Linked DNA regions of Homo sapiens: region 2 is linked to region 1. Evidence: read pairs that join two places in POLR2A ChIA-PET (ENCODE). Cell type or tissue: OCI-LY7. All regions are shown on one strand. Each heading gives the region's core, and the rest is flanking DNA. Links, peaks and the distances in the headings are about the cores only. Region 1 overlaps ZNRF2 (zinc and ring finger 2). Region 2 overlaps SCRN1 (secernin 1).

Region 1 (10,713 bases), core at 3,740-7,739:
TCCTCTTTGGCCTCTTGAGCAACTTTTCCTTTATAGCAGAAAGTTTACCTATTAGAAAACCGTGATAATTTAGAGAGAAGTTAGGTCATCTGCAACTGATCCTGCCTGTGGTTATAGAAGTTAGTTAGCTTGCATTTTCTGGGAAATTTTTCATAACAGATAATTCTGTATTTGCCAGACTCAGAACAGATCCTACCAGTAAATGAGATAAGTTCATCTTTTCAGTTTAGACTCCAGGCCTTTTGCTGCGCTTATGTTTTATATAGTCTAAAGTTCTTTGCTTATGGAAGTTGATTTATTTGCCCCCCCTTTTTTTTACTGGCATGTTTAAAACAATTTTACCTTTGAACGGAATTTGAAAAAAAATGCAGTGCATTCCTGCAAGCAGTGCTTATAATTGTGGTTATAATCACCAGTAATTAGAATTTCCTAATCTGCCTTTAATTGTGCCATTCTTGCCTCTAGAACTGAGGCCAACTGTATAGTTCATTTCCGTATTTATTTGGATATTTATTAAGTGTTGACTGTAGGTCTAGCTGGGTGCTTGGACAGAGTGATCAGATGTAACACGCAGAATAATATGCAATTTCTGCCCCACAGGTATCAAATTTGGGAGATAAGATCTACACAGAAGTAGTATTACACATGATATGTCAAATGAGTGTTATCAGTAAAAGGAATTCAGTAGGACAGAGAAGGACATTTTGCTTTTGAGTTCTCTAAAAGATTTCATTGAGATGGTGAGACTTGATCTGGGCTTGAAGGGATGGGAGTAAATTTTTAGTAAAGTAGGATGAAAATATTGGCTTAATCAAGAGCAAAGGCATGGAGATGTAATGGGTATGTTCTATTGGAGGAAAATAATTAAATGGCAACACCAAATTTGTATTAGGCTCATAGTGGGAAATAGTGGGAAAGCCTTGTACAGGGAATGGTGGCATGGGGTTGCTTGCATGCATTCAGTAATGCAAAAGAGGGCCAACAGCCAGGATGCTGTGACAGAAAGCTCAAAGCCTAGGAATCAGAAGAGCTGAGTTCTGGCACTTTTGATGTCTTTCCACTTAGACCTATATTCTCTTTAAGTGAGCAGTTTAAACAGAGAGAGTGTAGGTTCCTTATGGTTAATATTCTTTAGTTCTGTTATCAGAGATGGAATGACAGCTTCTGTTTTGTATTACCTGAAGAGCTTTGTATGGCCTGGTGTAGCAGATGGAGGTTACTTGCTGTAAAAATCTCCTGAACCCATTCCTCTGTCACTGATTCATTCCATTGTTTGTCATATTCATTGCATTTCTACGTAGGGGAGTGTTAAGCCTATTGATTATTGCCTTCTGGAAATAAATTAGTCAGATTACCTAATTGAGATCAGATGGAGTGGAGCTTTGTTTTAGGGACAGTATAAAGGAATGGTTTTGATTTTGGGGAAACTTGGAGTGCCGGCTTTGGATAGAGAACATTTATAGCCAGTGAGGTCGATGACATAGGAGGGAGGTTCATGACATCTGGGGGAGGGGCAGAATATTTGGATTATTATAAAGGTTAAAATAGAAGAGTCCAAACATCTGGCATCTCATCTGTCTCTAATGTAGTCCCTGGTTACCTTTATTTCTCTTTGGATATAGTGATTGAGAGGATCAGTTCTTCTGGGTGATTTTTGCTGGTGTCTTTATTTTGTTTGTGGTTATTGGGAACTCTCATAACTAAGAAAGTTGCATTTAGATGACCTGTTTGCAGTTGTAGAATAATGATTTGGTATGTAAATCTCATAATAGGGCCTTCATCTTCTGTCATGCCTAACAGATCTGACTTGGTGGTTGGAGTAATTTTTCTACCAACAAAAAACCCAAAAATCTCACCTGTATTTTTCCTGCCAATTGGTGTATTCACCAGTCTCAGGTTTAGGATCAGTCCCTTTTTGTTTGTGGTTGGTTTCTAGGAGGAAACAATGTACAAATACTGAGTTAAAAGTAGGGTTGGGCCACTGGAGATACAAAGAAAAATCTTTTTGCCTTAGTCATCAACAATGGAAAAGCATTTGGTAAAGTAACTTTGATGCAGCAGTATGTGTCATTGAGTAGTTACAGAAAGTTTTTCTTAATAGGAATCTGGATTTTATTATTAAAGAATGTCATTATAGAGGCTGGGTGTGTTGGCTCACGCCTGCAATCCCAGCACTTTGGGAGGCTGAGGCGGACGGATCACCTGAGGTCAGGAGTTCAAGACGAACCTGGCCAACATGGCAAAACCCCATCTCTACTAAAAATACAAAAATTAGCTGGGTGTGGTGGTGCGTGCCTGTAATCCCAGCTACTCGGGAGGCTGAGGCAAGAGAATCACTTGAACCCAGGGGGTGGAGGTTGCAGTGAGCCAAGATTGCGCCACTTCACTCCAGCCTGGGTGAAAGAGCGAAACTCCGTCTCAAAAAAAAAAAAAAATGTCGTTTTAGAACTGTACTCTTTATTTTTAGAGACAGAGTCTTACCCTGTTGCCCGGGCTGTAGTGCAGTGGTAGGATCATAGTTCACTGCAGCCTCAAACTCCTGGGCAAGAACTGTACTGTTTTAAGAATTTACAAAGAATAAGAGTTGTCTGAAAAGTGTAGAGGGGAAAATTTCAATAAATGATAGCCACTGTTTACTGAATACTTACTATGTTGCAGGCATTATATATACATTATAATCTTTAATTCTCACCAAATTTCTAATGTGTAAGTAGTAGTATCAGTGTTTACAGGGAAGAAGTCAGGCCTGGAGGGCTGAAGTGCCTTCCCTGGGTCACCTAGTCTGTATGTAATAGAAACAGGATTTTTACCAGGTCTATTGGGCCTCACATTTCTGTATTTTCACCTGACTATTAAGGATAATAAGGAGATTGACATGTAAATAAACACAGGGCCATGTGCTGCATTGAAGTATTGTCCAGGTATGGAAGAAATACAAAGGGAGGGAATGATCAAGTTGACCTTGGGGTAGAGCACTTAGAGAAAGATTCCTGGAGAAAGATGACACCTTAGTAGGATACTGGTGACCATCTAAAAGTTCTTTGGGTAGAAGAGAAGGATTAATGACACTAGTGATTCATTGTCTATATGTTTTCTTCTCTGTTTAACAAGAGCAGAATGATCTGGTTCATCTCTACTGTTGACTCTCTTCATCACAGTCTCTCTTGGCCTTTTATACACCAAGATGATCCTGCTGTTCCCATCCCAGTTTTTGTTAGTTTGATCATTTTCACACTGTTTACATTTGTAATATTTAGTACTGTTTTGTAGAGATAATTCCTATAGTTGTTTACACATATTTTTATTTTTAAATAGAATCGTGCATGTGTGTACTACCTGTGTGTCCGTGAGTTTATATATTTATTTAACCACGAATTCTTTGTTTTGATTCATCTGTTGGTTGAGTCCTGAGTCTGAGTATTTAAAGATAATACACTTCTTGAGTCCCATTTTTTTCCAAGAGCTCTGAAGACCCCTCTGCCATGTGTCCCAAATAATTATCTATATATGTTATATATGTAGATCTCTATACAGATCTTTCTATATATACATAGAGAAATTTCTCTATATAAATAATTTATCGATACATACATTTATAAATAAATCTACTCAGGTATATAGAAAGATAACTATACAGAGAGAGATGAATCAAGGATGAATCAAAACAAAGAATTTAGAAATGGACAGGCTGTGGTTAAGTAAATATGTAAATACATACTAGTAGTACCCACATGCATATCATATATATGTATACAGTTTTAAGAGTGCTTTACATAGATGTTTAACTTAGGATTTTTGACTTTATAATGGTGTGGAGGTGATATGCATTCTGTAGAAACTATACTTTGAATTTCAATATTTTTCAGGGCTAGCAATATTCATAATGAAACTCGGTGGTGCTGAGCCAAATATCTCATGTAATTTATTGAATACGGTATTGAAAGGGTTCTGAGCACATTTAAGGTAGGCTAGCCTAAGCTACGATGTTTGGTAGTTTAGGTGTATGCATTTTCAACTGAAGATATTTTCAATTTACCATCCTAAGTCAAGGAGCATTTGTATATTAAGGATATTGTCCTTTTGTTTTTGATATACATTGCAAATATTTTAAATTCATTATTTGTCTTTGGAATTTGCTTCTGATGTGTTTAACCATGATACATTTTTTTTCTTTTGTTGCATAATGCCTTAGAGCTGCCTTAAAAAACTGATTGGAAGCTTTATGTGCAAAGATAAGGCTTATTAATAGTCAAGGATTTTGATGTATCATTCTGTGAGACCTTTTGATTTAAGAGAAGAATCTACCAATTTCTTAGTAGAGATGGAGGCTATGGAGTGGGGCCTTTTTCAGTTCGGAGATCTTTATTCTTCTATTTTCTTCCCTGCCCGTTGCCGTGCCTGGTATTCTCAATTCCGAATATTCTTTGTTGTTGTTGTTGTTGTTTTCCCCACAGTAAATCTCCATTCTCATGCTCTAGTGGGGGTATGGTATTTGCTTGGCTGTATGTAATGGATTGGGGACCTCGGGATCTGTTTTTTATTCAGTCTTTCAGTCAGTCTAGATTTTAGCCTCATGTATCACTACTGTGTTGGGAAGTCATGGAGCTCCAGATGCCTGAGTCCTTTGGGAATTATTTAGTGAGAATTGGCTTACTTGTGCAGACACTCAGGATCTGTGTTTGCTCCGTGCCGTTGATGCTTTCATCTATTTTTTTTTTCTCATTTGCTGCCGACTTCTCTCAAGTTCTTTAACTCATTTTTATTAAATATTATTTATTTTCATTTTAGTAGGTTTTGGAGGGGAGGAGAGAGAAACATGTGTTTAATTCACTGTATTTAACTAGAAATCCAGGTGGTTCTTTGTACGTACTGTTTTTCCCCTTAGGCTCTACTTTGTAGGCAGTTGGATGGCTCTCAAGTGAGGCTTTTTAGGTTCACAGTATTGCACTTTTGTTTAAGTTTGTTTGCCAGTACCCAGATGATTCTGATGTTTCAAATCAGTTGCCTCTTGCCCTCGTTTATGCTAAGTTTAACTTCAGGGAAGCAAATTTTTTAAGTTTCAAGGCAAGAATTCTTTAGTTGATGCTTAAAATCTGGTTGCAGTTTTAGGATCTCTGCTTTCTCCCCATGGTTGATCAGTTTCACAGTATTCGATGTAGCCTGTGTTTGGCCATTATAGTTTTTTTGTAGTTTCATTTTTAGGGGTGTCTAATCTTTTGGCTTCCTTGGGCCACATTTTTTATAGTTTCATTTTTAGGGGTGTCTAATCTTTTGGCTTCTGTGGGCCACACATAAAATACACTAACAATAGCTGATCAGCTAAAAAAAAAAACTGCAAAAAATCTCATAATGTTTTAAGGAAGTTTATGAATTTGTGTTGGGCCACATTAGGCCATGCGTTGGACAAACTTGTTTTAATCGAATCCTCCTTCCTGTTTTTTTTCTTTCTCTTTTTGGTGGTTTTCAAGAAGTTGAAGTAAACATACCTTTATTCCTTTCTTTTAAAATGCATGTACTACAGTTTGAAAAACATTGTACAAAATCATATATTTCATTTAGGAAATTGAATACCTGGAGGATTAGCTGTGCCAAAATCTTTTTCCCAATCCTTATAAAGTTCGGCATGAGGTATAATTCTAGCCTCACTCATTTGGTTGCAGTGAGTTTCACATCACAGTGAAGGGAGGACAGTTCCTGTGAGAACACATGTGTTGGAACTAGAGAGCTGCCAAAACGTCTCTTTCACCACCCATCTTATTAGTTGTCTCTCACAGTGCTTCTGTTCCTGTCTACACTCTAGCTTCATGTGGCCTTCTTTCTTGTGCTTGCCTATAGTTTCTGTTCTCTCGTAAGTTCAGCTTACACCTGAGCCGTCATGGACACCACTGTCTCTCTTTTACTTACTTTTGACCTTTCTGCTTAAGCTCTTTACTGCTGGCCAATATAGTCTCTCACTGTTTCTTAATCATATTTCCAAAAAAAAAAAAAATTGATTGGCCTATGCCATCTTTTTGTTCCACTTCTGATTTGTGCCTAGCCAAACTATAAGTTGGCTATCTGGGTTCAGGTTTCCAAACAGCTTAGTGGTGTCAGGGGAGGGAGCAGTAGGACAGCAGGGGAACATGGTATATCTGAGGACTGTCTTAGCAGCAAGAAGGCAGGGATGGGACACTTCACCTTGGTAAGTGAGGGGGCAGAACAGAGCTGAATACATCAAATAGTCCCTATTTTATTATGCTAGTTTATTTTTAATGGAGTACTTCAGGCAAATACTTAGTAGTGCAGATTGAATAATGTAGGAAACTAGCTAATTTTTAAGTGTCAAAAATTGACTGCAAAAACCTGTACCCCGATCTGATGCTAGTTTCTGTTTTCATTATGACTTCAGTGCCATGGTGTGGCAGAAAGACCATTAAAGTAGAAGTCAGGAGTCTTAGATTCTAGACCTGTTTTTGCTGTTCTGAAAGGCTTCACGTTCTGCATCAGATAAAATTTTAAGGTTATTGAGGTAGAATAGTGTCTAAGGTGCTGTTTAGCTATAAAACTTGTGACTCACAGTGTACTATACCAAGTTGGTAAAGGTAATTTCCACAAGAGTAGTCAGATTACAAAGCTTGTAATAACATGAAATCATGAGTACAGGTTAATGTAAAAAATTAAAAACGAGAATACCTGGACCAGTACATCAGAGAGAGATACAGGAGTTTGTAGTGGACTGCATCCCTCTCATTTTAACTTGTTTTGTTTGATGAGGAGATCATCTTCATAAACTGATACAAAAGTCAGATATTATAATCACAAAATTTTCCTGACTTGAGTTGCACATAAACAGTGTAATGCAGTAAGTGTAATATTGAAGTTTCAAACGCTTTTTGATTTTCCATGCTTTTTAAAAGCCATAGCTGGATATTCAGAATAGTTAAGTAACTTGAGTTTCTTTTGTTTTTTAGGATTTAAGTGCCCTGTATGCTCAAAATTTGTATCCTCAGATGAAATGGATTTGCATCTTGTAATGTGTTTAACAAAGCCACGAATAACCTATAATGGTAAGTCCAATGGTTTAAAATAATATTTTAAGTTAGAATTAACTTACATTTTATGAATTTCATGTTTCAAGTATAATTTAAAAGGAGGGAAGGACATTGTTTTCTCTATTTTTACTAGTGCATTAATGCAGTGGTTCTCAAATTCTGTGATCTCAAGACTTCTTTACACTTCAAAAAATTACTGAGGACTTCAAAGAGTTTTTCTTTACTTGGGTTATATCTATCCATATTTGTCATAAATTAAAACAGAATTTATAATTTTTAATTTATTTTGTTAAACATAAATATAATTATGTTGACAACTTTTAAATGAAAAGTAAATTTTCTAAGACAAAATATTTAGTGACAAGAGTGGCATTTTCAGGATTTTTACAAACTCTTTAATATCAGGCTTCATGACAAGGAATTCTCACATCTGCTTCTTCATTCAGTTTATTGTGATATGGCACGTCTTGTGTCCTCTGGAAAACTCTGCTGCTATACTGGAGAGAATGGGAATGAAAAAGGCAGATATGGCCAGGCACAGTGGCTCACACCTGTAATCCCAGCACTTTGGGAGGCCGAGGTAGGCAGATCACCTGAGATCCCAAGTTTGAGACCAGCCTGGCCAACATGGTGAAACCCCATCTCTACTAAAAGAAAAAAAAAAAGAAAAAAAAAAATTAGCTGGGTGTGGTGGTGCACACCTGAAATCCTAGCTACTCGGGAGGCTGAGGCAGGAGAATCGCTTGAACCCAGGAGGCGAAAGTTGTAGTGAGCCGAGATTGTGCCACTGCACTCCAGCCTTGGAGACAGAGTGAGACTCTGTCTCAAAAAAAAAAAGAAAAAAAAACAAAAACAAACAAACAAAAAAACAGATACTTAGTGTTACCATGAAAATAGTTTTTACTTTGTTAATCTAAAAGGATTTCAAAGGCTCTTCCACTTCTCCTACTGTACAAGATTCTTTGGACCACAGTTTGAGAACTGCTGCATTGAAATAAAATCTTTTGGGTTAAGCCTAAGTAAAATGTAATGTTCATAATGGCCATTTTCAAAAGTAAGTAAGCATGGTTGAAATTGCAACTTTTTTCTTTTTGTTTAAGAGTATAGAGTAAATGAAGGGAACATATATGAGGAGTAGGGAGAATAAAAGTTTATTCAATAGTAAATAGATGCCTAATGGGAGAAAAAAGTCATTAAGAGAAACCCAAAACTCTACCTATGCAGTGCATATGTGTCTCTGTCTTTCCTCCCATATACAAATTTAGTCTGTGAGCTCTGGAGCGAACTGGTATTTTTTTAGGTCTGGTGTTTTAGACTGTACCATTCTTTCCTGACCAAAATCTCTAGATATTCCAAAACCTAGGAAAGATTTTAAATGTAGCCTTGGCATACTTTGGAATAGACTTGGGGGGGAAAAATCAAGTAGTTCTGTCCTAACCAATGAATAGAATAAAATGAAGGAAAAATGAAAGTTGTTTTCAAAATTTTATAAAGAAACAGACTTCAAAAGCTTAAGAGAAATTTCATTTTTTTTAAATATAAATTTTGGCCTGAAATAAAATGTGTAGAAAGGGTACCAGTAAACACTATAGCCAATTGAAAGATTGGCTAAATTCAACATATATTTTGAGCATCAATTATGTGCGAGGTACTGTGTTAGGAATTAGAGATATAGCAGTGAATGAACAGAAATGGAGCTTACAGCCTACTAATAGTAATAGTCACTGATTTCTTTGAGCTAAGAATTATTGGTTAAATAAAAAGGTTCTATGAAAAACTTAGTAGATATAGCAGCACTTATCTGAGCTTTCTCCTCAGGTAACAAAAATGTTGGGAGGGGTAGAATTTAACATTGAAATGAGCATATTACTTTTGGTAGTGTTTTGCAAGTTGATCTAAGAATCAGTCTCTCAATTCTTCCCTTTCCTTCACTTTTTCTAGTATGGTGGTGCTTCAGCCACCCTATTACAGGGTTGACAATAGAGCACTTTTTGCCATTCATTTGCTGATGAAATGTGAAAGTGGTTTTAAGCAGTTACTTGGCATAATAAATGTATTTGTTGATTATATCCTAACCTTTTTGCATTATGAAATTGAATTGGCTACTTTGCATTATCTACTTCAAGTTTAGTTATTTAAGAAATAGAAAGTGTTCTCATTCAAAATTTGTGACTAAAAGTATATGGGTTTGTTTTTCATACCTGCTCCACTATCTTATATTCTATAATTGTTTATGTTTAATATGAGTGCCTTTAAATATCCATAAATCTTAAAGCTTCTGGCTTTCAATTTGAAAATCACAAATATATTTGACCATATAATAATATATTTACACACAGTCTTAGTATTCTGTATGTTTACTTTTTGTGTAATATATCTAGAATACAGTCTTCTTGTGTATTGTGATATTTAACAATTTTTTTAACTTTTAAGTTGAGGGGTACATGTGCAGGTTTGTTATATAGGTAAACTTGTGTCATGGGGGTTTGTTCTACAGATATTTTGTTACTCAGGTATTAAGCCTAGTACTCATTAGTTATTTTTTCTGATCCTCTCCTTCCTCCTACTCTCCACCCTCTGGTAGGCTCCAATGTGTATTGTTCCCCTCTTTGTGTCCATGTGCTCTCATCATTTAGCTCCCACTTACAAGTGAGAACGTGCGGAATTTGCTTTTCTGTTCCTGTGTGAGTTTGCTGAGGATAATGGCCTCCAGCTCCATCCATGTTTCCACAGAGGACATGATCTTCTTTTTTATGGCTGTGTAGTATTCACACGGTATATATGGACCCACATTTTCTTTATCCAGTCTATCATTTGATGGGCATTTAGGTTGATTCCATGTCTTTGCTCTTGTGAACAGTGCTGCAGTGAACATATGCATGCATGTGTCTTATAACACAAGGATTTATATTCCTTTAGGTGTATACCCAGTAGTGGGATTGATGGGTCAAATGGTATTTCTGTTTTTAGGTCTTTGAGGAATTGCCATACTGTCTTCCACAATGGTTGAACTAATTTACACTCCCACCAACAGTGTGTTAAGTGTTCCTTTTTCTCTGCAGCCTCTCCAACATGTATTTTTTTTTGACTTTTTAATAATACGCATTCTGACGCTTGAAATGGTATCTCCTTGTGGTTTTGATTTGCATTTCTCTAATGATCAGTGATGTTGAGCTTTTTTTCATATGATTCTTGGCCACATTTATGTCTTCTTTTGAAAAGTGTTCATCTCCTTTGCACATTTTTTCATGGGGTTGTTTGCTTTTTTCTTGTAAATTTGTTTAAGTTCCTTATATATGCTGGATATTAAACCTTTGTCAGATGCTTCGTTTGCAAAAATTTTCTCCCATTCTGTAGGTTGTCTGTTCACTTTGTTGATAGTTTCCTTTGCTGTGCAGAAGCTCTTTAGTTTAATTAGATCCCATTTGTCAATTTTTGGTTTTGTTGCAATTGCTTTTGGTGCCTTTGTCATGAAATCTTTGCCTGTTCTTATGTCTATAATGGTATTGCATAAGTTGTCTTCCAGGGTTTTTATAGTTTTGGATTTTACATTTAAGTCTTTAATTCATCTGGACTTAATTTTTGTATGTGGTTTAAGGAGGTTGGCGTGGGGTAGGGGTCCAGTTTCAATCTTCTGCATATGGCTAGCTAGTTATCCCAGCACCATTTATTGAATAGGGAA
Region 2 (4,000 bases), core at 1-4,000, 370 kb before region 1:
CACCACAATCTAAGGTTTAGAACATTTTCAACACCCGCAAAAGAAAGCTCATGCCCATTAGGAATCACTCCCCATTCTCTCACCCACACCCAAACCCCAGGCAACCACTAATCTAACTTCCTGCCTCTATGGATTTGCCTATTCTGTATATTTCATATAAATAGAATCACAATATGTGACCTTTTGTGTCTGGCTTCTCTCTCAGTATAATGTTTTCAAGATCATTATGCTTTAGTATGTATCTATACTTGATTCTTTGTTCATTTGTTTTTGATGGAGACTCGTTGTTGTCGCCTCAGCTGGAGTGCAATGACATGATCTCGGCTCACTGCAACCTCCGTCTTCCAGGTTCCAGCAATTCTCCTGTCTCAGCCTCCTGAGTAGCTGGGATTATAGGCGCCTAGCACCACGTTCGGCTAATTTTTGTATTTTTCGTAGAGACGGGGTTTCACCATGTTGGCCAGGCTGGTCTCGAACTCCTGACCTCAGGTGATCCACCTGCCTCGGCCTCCCAAAGTGCTGGGATTACAGGCATGAGCCACCATGCCCAGCCACTTGATTTTTTTTTATTGTTAAGTAATATTCCATTGTAATCCACTCATTTATCTCATCATCTTAAAGTTTCTATCAAAAGGCACACATCATCTTTGGAAGGATTATGTTAAAAAATGCAAGGTTTAGGGAGAAATAAATCCTGTCCCCATTTCCAACCTTTTCTAGGAAGTTGTTTCAAAGAATCACCATGCAGTACCTGACCAGATCCATCCCCAGCAAGGCTTCTATCTCGGCAGCTGGCTCTCTGGTGTTGATGGCTTCATTGGCTATGCACACTCCATGTTCATTGGCTCCCATTTCTGCTCCCCAGAGCCAGGCGGGTCTGCTTATCATTATGGCATAGGTCCTTGGAACTTGGTCGATTGAAATGTAAGTGCACTGAAAAACAAACACAGGAAAGAAAGCGCCATCACCTGTCAGGTACCACCTCATTTCTGCCTGGGTACTTATACTGAACCATCATATTAGTTACAAACAGAGCCAAAAAATAAAAGGCCTTGGGAATACCCTGATTTTTAAGTCTTCACAATGCAGCTCAAAAGTCTCCATGGTGAGTTTCAGACTGTGTGGCTTATGCCAATCTATTCCTGGTGCTCACGTAATAGGGCAATCATCTTGAACCAGGTATTCAGCCAATCATCATCCTGAACATCCTAAGCCTGCCCATTTCAACAGGCACAGGCGGCTGCCAGCATTCACCAATATTGAACACAGCTATTTACGAGCCCTACCTTCAAAAGAAACTTCACCTAGAAGCCTAAGATAGAAAGCAGGTAAAAGGGAAGATCTTTGCCTAAAGAAAGCAGAACCCTGAGTCCCCCTGCAAGGACCCTTTGGGTTTCCTGAAACACAGTTTGATAACCTACATGGTTGCTCTAGTGGTAGAAAACAGAAAAGGATAATAACATTTGCATTTAACTACTGCATTACACTGTGGGATTTCCTGCCTGTCCCATTTGATCCTCACACTAAGACAGTGAGGTGGACACAGAAGGAAACAGTCCCATGGAGGTGCATCTCCAGCTGCTGTCAGAACTGCAGAACACACAACTTAGTGGTGCATCTTACCTTCTCCAGGCTGCAGTGGCTTTACCTGGAAAATGGGGGAGCTAATTTGAGTCAAACTATTTCTTCCCAAGTATTTTTAACCTCAGAACACCTTCTTCACACGAACTCTTACACAGAATCATAAGCACAATAAAATCAGTCAAAGTATGTCCAGGCAAAGGGAGGAAGAGGCCCGGGACCAGGATGTGGGTAACCCTCAGAGTCTCGCCCTCCTGTGCTTCCCTTTCCCCTCCCCACGTTGTGACCCACGGCAGAGGAACCTGCAACTAGCTTCCCCATGGGGGCCTCCTGACTCTGACATTCTACGAGCCTATGACACACCCTTTGTGTGGTGGACGCTGTATTGAATTCAAGTCTCTAAGTTACACAGTGCTCTGGAGCTCTCAAGGGAGAATTTTATCAGCTGCAGGAATCATTTACATTTTAAACGGGGCAGCTGAAAGCAACAGCAGCCTTAGATCTTTCTTTTTTTAACTCAAGACCCAGCTATATCGACTGAATGCAGCCCACAAAGCTATTCTGTATTGATTTCCCATAATCGCTAAACCTCAGGTAAGAGCTGAAACCCGTGTGACACACACACTCACTGGTCAGGTGACTTTGGGTCTGCACAATTCATGTTAAGGTGTTGCTCTGCACTGGGATAATGTCATTTTACTTGATAAATATTTGCAAACTGAAAACTAATTATATCCAGAGGTTTTCAAGAGACTCTTGAATTTTTCATGGCAAACTGACAATAAAATATACTCAAGATTTTCCCTCTATGCAGTTCCCAAAAGTTATTTATTTAAAAAAAAAATGATTCTTGTAGAGCACGAAGCTGGCCAGAGCAGTAATCAAACTCTGCTCCTCTGTGCTCTTCTAAATGGAATTGACGTTTACATCTTAACATTGCACTCTATGTCAAAAAGTAGTCCAGGCATTGACCAACACTTTCCAAAACCCCTGTCCGCACTGAGTGCCAGTGGCAACTTTTGTCTTGAAAACAATGAGTAAATAGGAAAAGAATCTCAGCTTCTTAAGCACAGATTTATCATACAGGTTTTTAAAAGGGCAGAAAAAAAGTAAAAATTAGGAAATGGTTTATTTGTCTTCAAATTCATTTTTACACACTCATTTCCATTTCCCCAATTATTTACAGAACACCAACTACATGCAAAGCATTTTGTGCTAAATGCTGCAAGCAGAAAATCAGTGAGGAGGCCCAGGCCCTGTCCTTTTGGCTGGGGAGGAAGGCAAAGGCGCGCACACAAATTCCTACGAGCCCAGGCCAGCTTCAGTGTCTCCCAGGCCTGCCTGCTTCATTCCTGAAGCATCGTGCCACTGCCTCCTGCTTTGCCCTTCTGATCCACCCAGCCCAGCTCTGCTTTTCCTCTTTGCCGTTCCATTCCATTTATCCCCTTCTGAAATACTACAGAACTGATGGACTTATTACATGTACTGTTTATGTATACTATCTCCCCCAGCTAGAGTGTAAGCCCCAAGAGGGAAGGGGGATATCTTTGTTATTTAGTTCACTGACATGCCCCAAGTCTGGTATATATCAGGCATCAATAAGCCTTTTGTTGGATCGGTGGCTGAATGGATGGCTGGAGAAATTACAAAGCTCTAAGGGAGCACAGAAGGTAAAAGTCCAAAGAAATGAGGAAACACATCCGCATGGTCCGCTAGAGGCTGTATCACGTGGGAGAAATCTGGGTTGACCTTAAAAAATGGGCCAGCCATCAAGGTACTCCAGACAGAGCTAAGGGCTTAAGAGAGGAAGGGGCATGTGAAGGGTCTCTATGGTCCAGAGAGGTCCCTGCTGTGCCATGTGGGGGAGCTGCCATGATGTCATTAAGGCACAGAACTACAAGGGCTTAATACAGATTGCCTGATTAAAAAAATGTTGACAATTGAATCAAAAAGACCAGATGGTCTTTGCAGGAGTTCAAAATATATGCAGCCAACTTGATGTTTTTCAGGCCAAACTCGGAATGGTGAGGAAGGAAGGGGATCCCCAAGTAGCCAGATGGGCCCAATCAGCCCTCCTAAGCACCAGACCGAAAGCCAGGCAGCCAGATCCCTTCACAGGCCCCGAGCCTGGAACACATGCCCCTTGCTGCATCTTTGTCACGGGCCACAGAGCACGGGCCTCATAAGGGCTCTTCTATGACAGCCATTCACACCTGCTCCATTATGTTTTAAATCTGGCTAATCACAACCAGGTGGGGTTGGGGAGGGGTAAACACACTTGTCTCATGTAGATAGACTGGCTACTTAAAATCCCACTTTGGGAGCAGATCTCACAAAATCAGGAACACTTACACAAAATTTAATTAGCTCAACTTGGTAAAGTCAGCCATCTAGAACATGAACTCCACAGCCACTTTTA

Evidence for each region. ChIA-PET counts read pairs that join two places held together with the same protein. Peaks named below come from ENCODE experiments on the same cell type or tissue, not always from the same donor. Only the 100,000 strongest peaks of a DNase experiment are listed, where the experiment ranks them.
Region 2: POLR2A ChIA-PET joins it to region 1 with 7 read pairs; 1 of 35 experiments calls an interaction of 5 or more read pairs at or near these places.

The regions. Positions count from the first base shown.
Region 1 is chr7:30,316,692-30,327,404 of GRCh38, forward strand. ZNRF2 (zinc and ring finger 2) reads left to right here. Exons shown (of 5, transcript NM_147128.4): 2 at 6,951-7,046. Among named protein-coding and RNA genes, the nearest start is that of MIR550B1, 32 kb to the left of the region's middle. RefSeq lists a silencer at 2,150-2,318 and an enhancer at 6,058-6,107. In OCI-LY7, for the core only: a CTCF peak has its summit at 6,239; DNase peaks (open chromatin) are centred at 5,740 and 6,130; H3K4me3 peaks cover 3,236 bases; H3K27ac peaks cover 2,304 bases.
Region 2 is chr7:29,954,428-29,958,427 of GRCh38, forward strand. SCRN1 (secernin 1) reads right to left here. Exons shown (of 8, transcript NM_014766.5): 3 at 752-933. Among named protein-coding and RNA genes, the nearest start is that of FKBP14-AS1, 32 kb to the right of the region's middle. In OCI-LY7, for the core only: no CTCF peak of the experiment used is centred there; DNase peaks (open chromatin) are centred at 1,864 and 3,754; H3K4me3 peaks cover 910 bases; H3K27ac peaks cover 2,424 bases.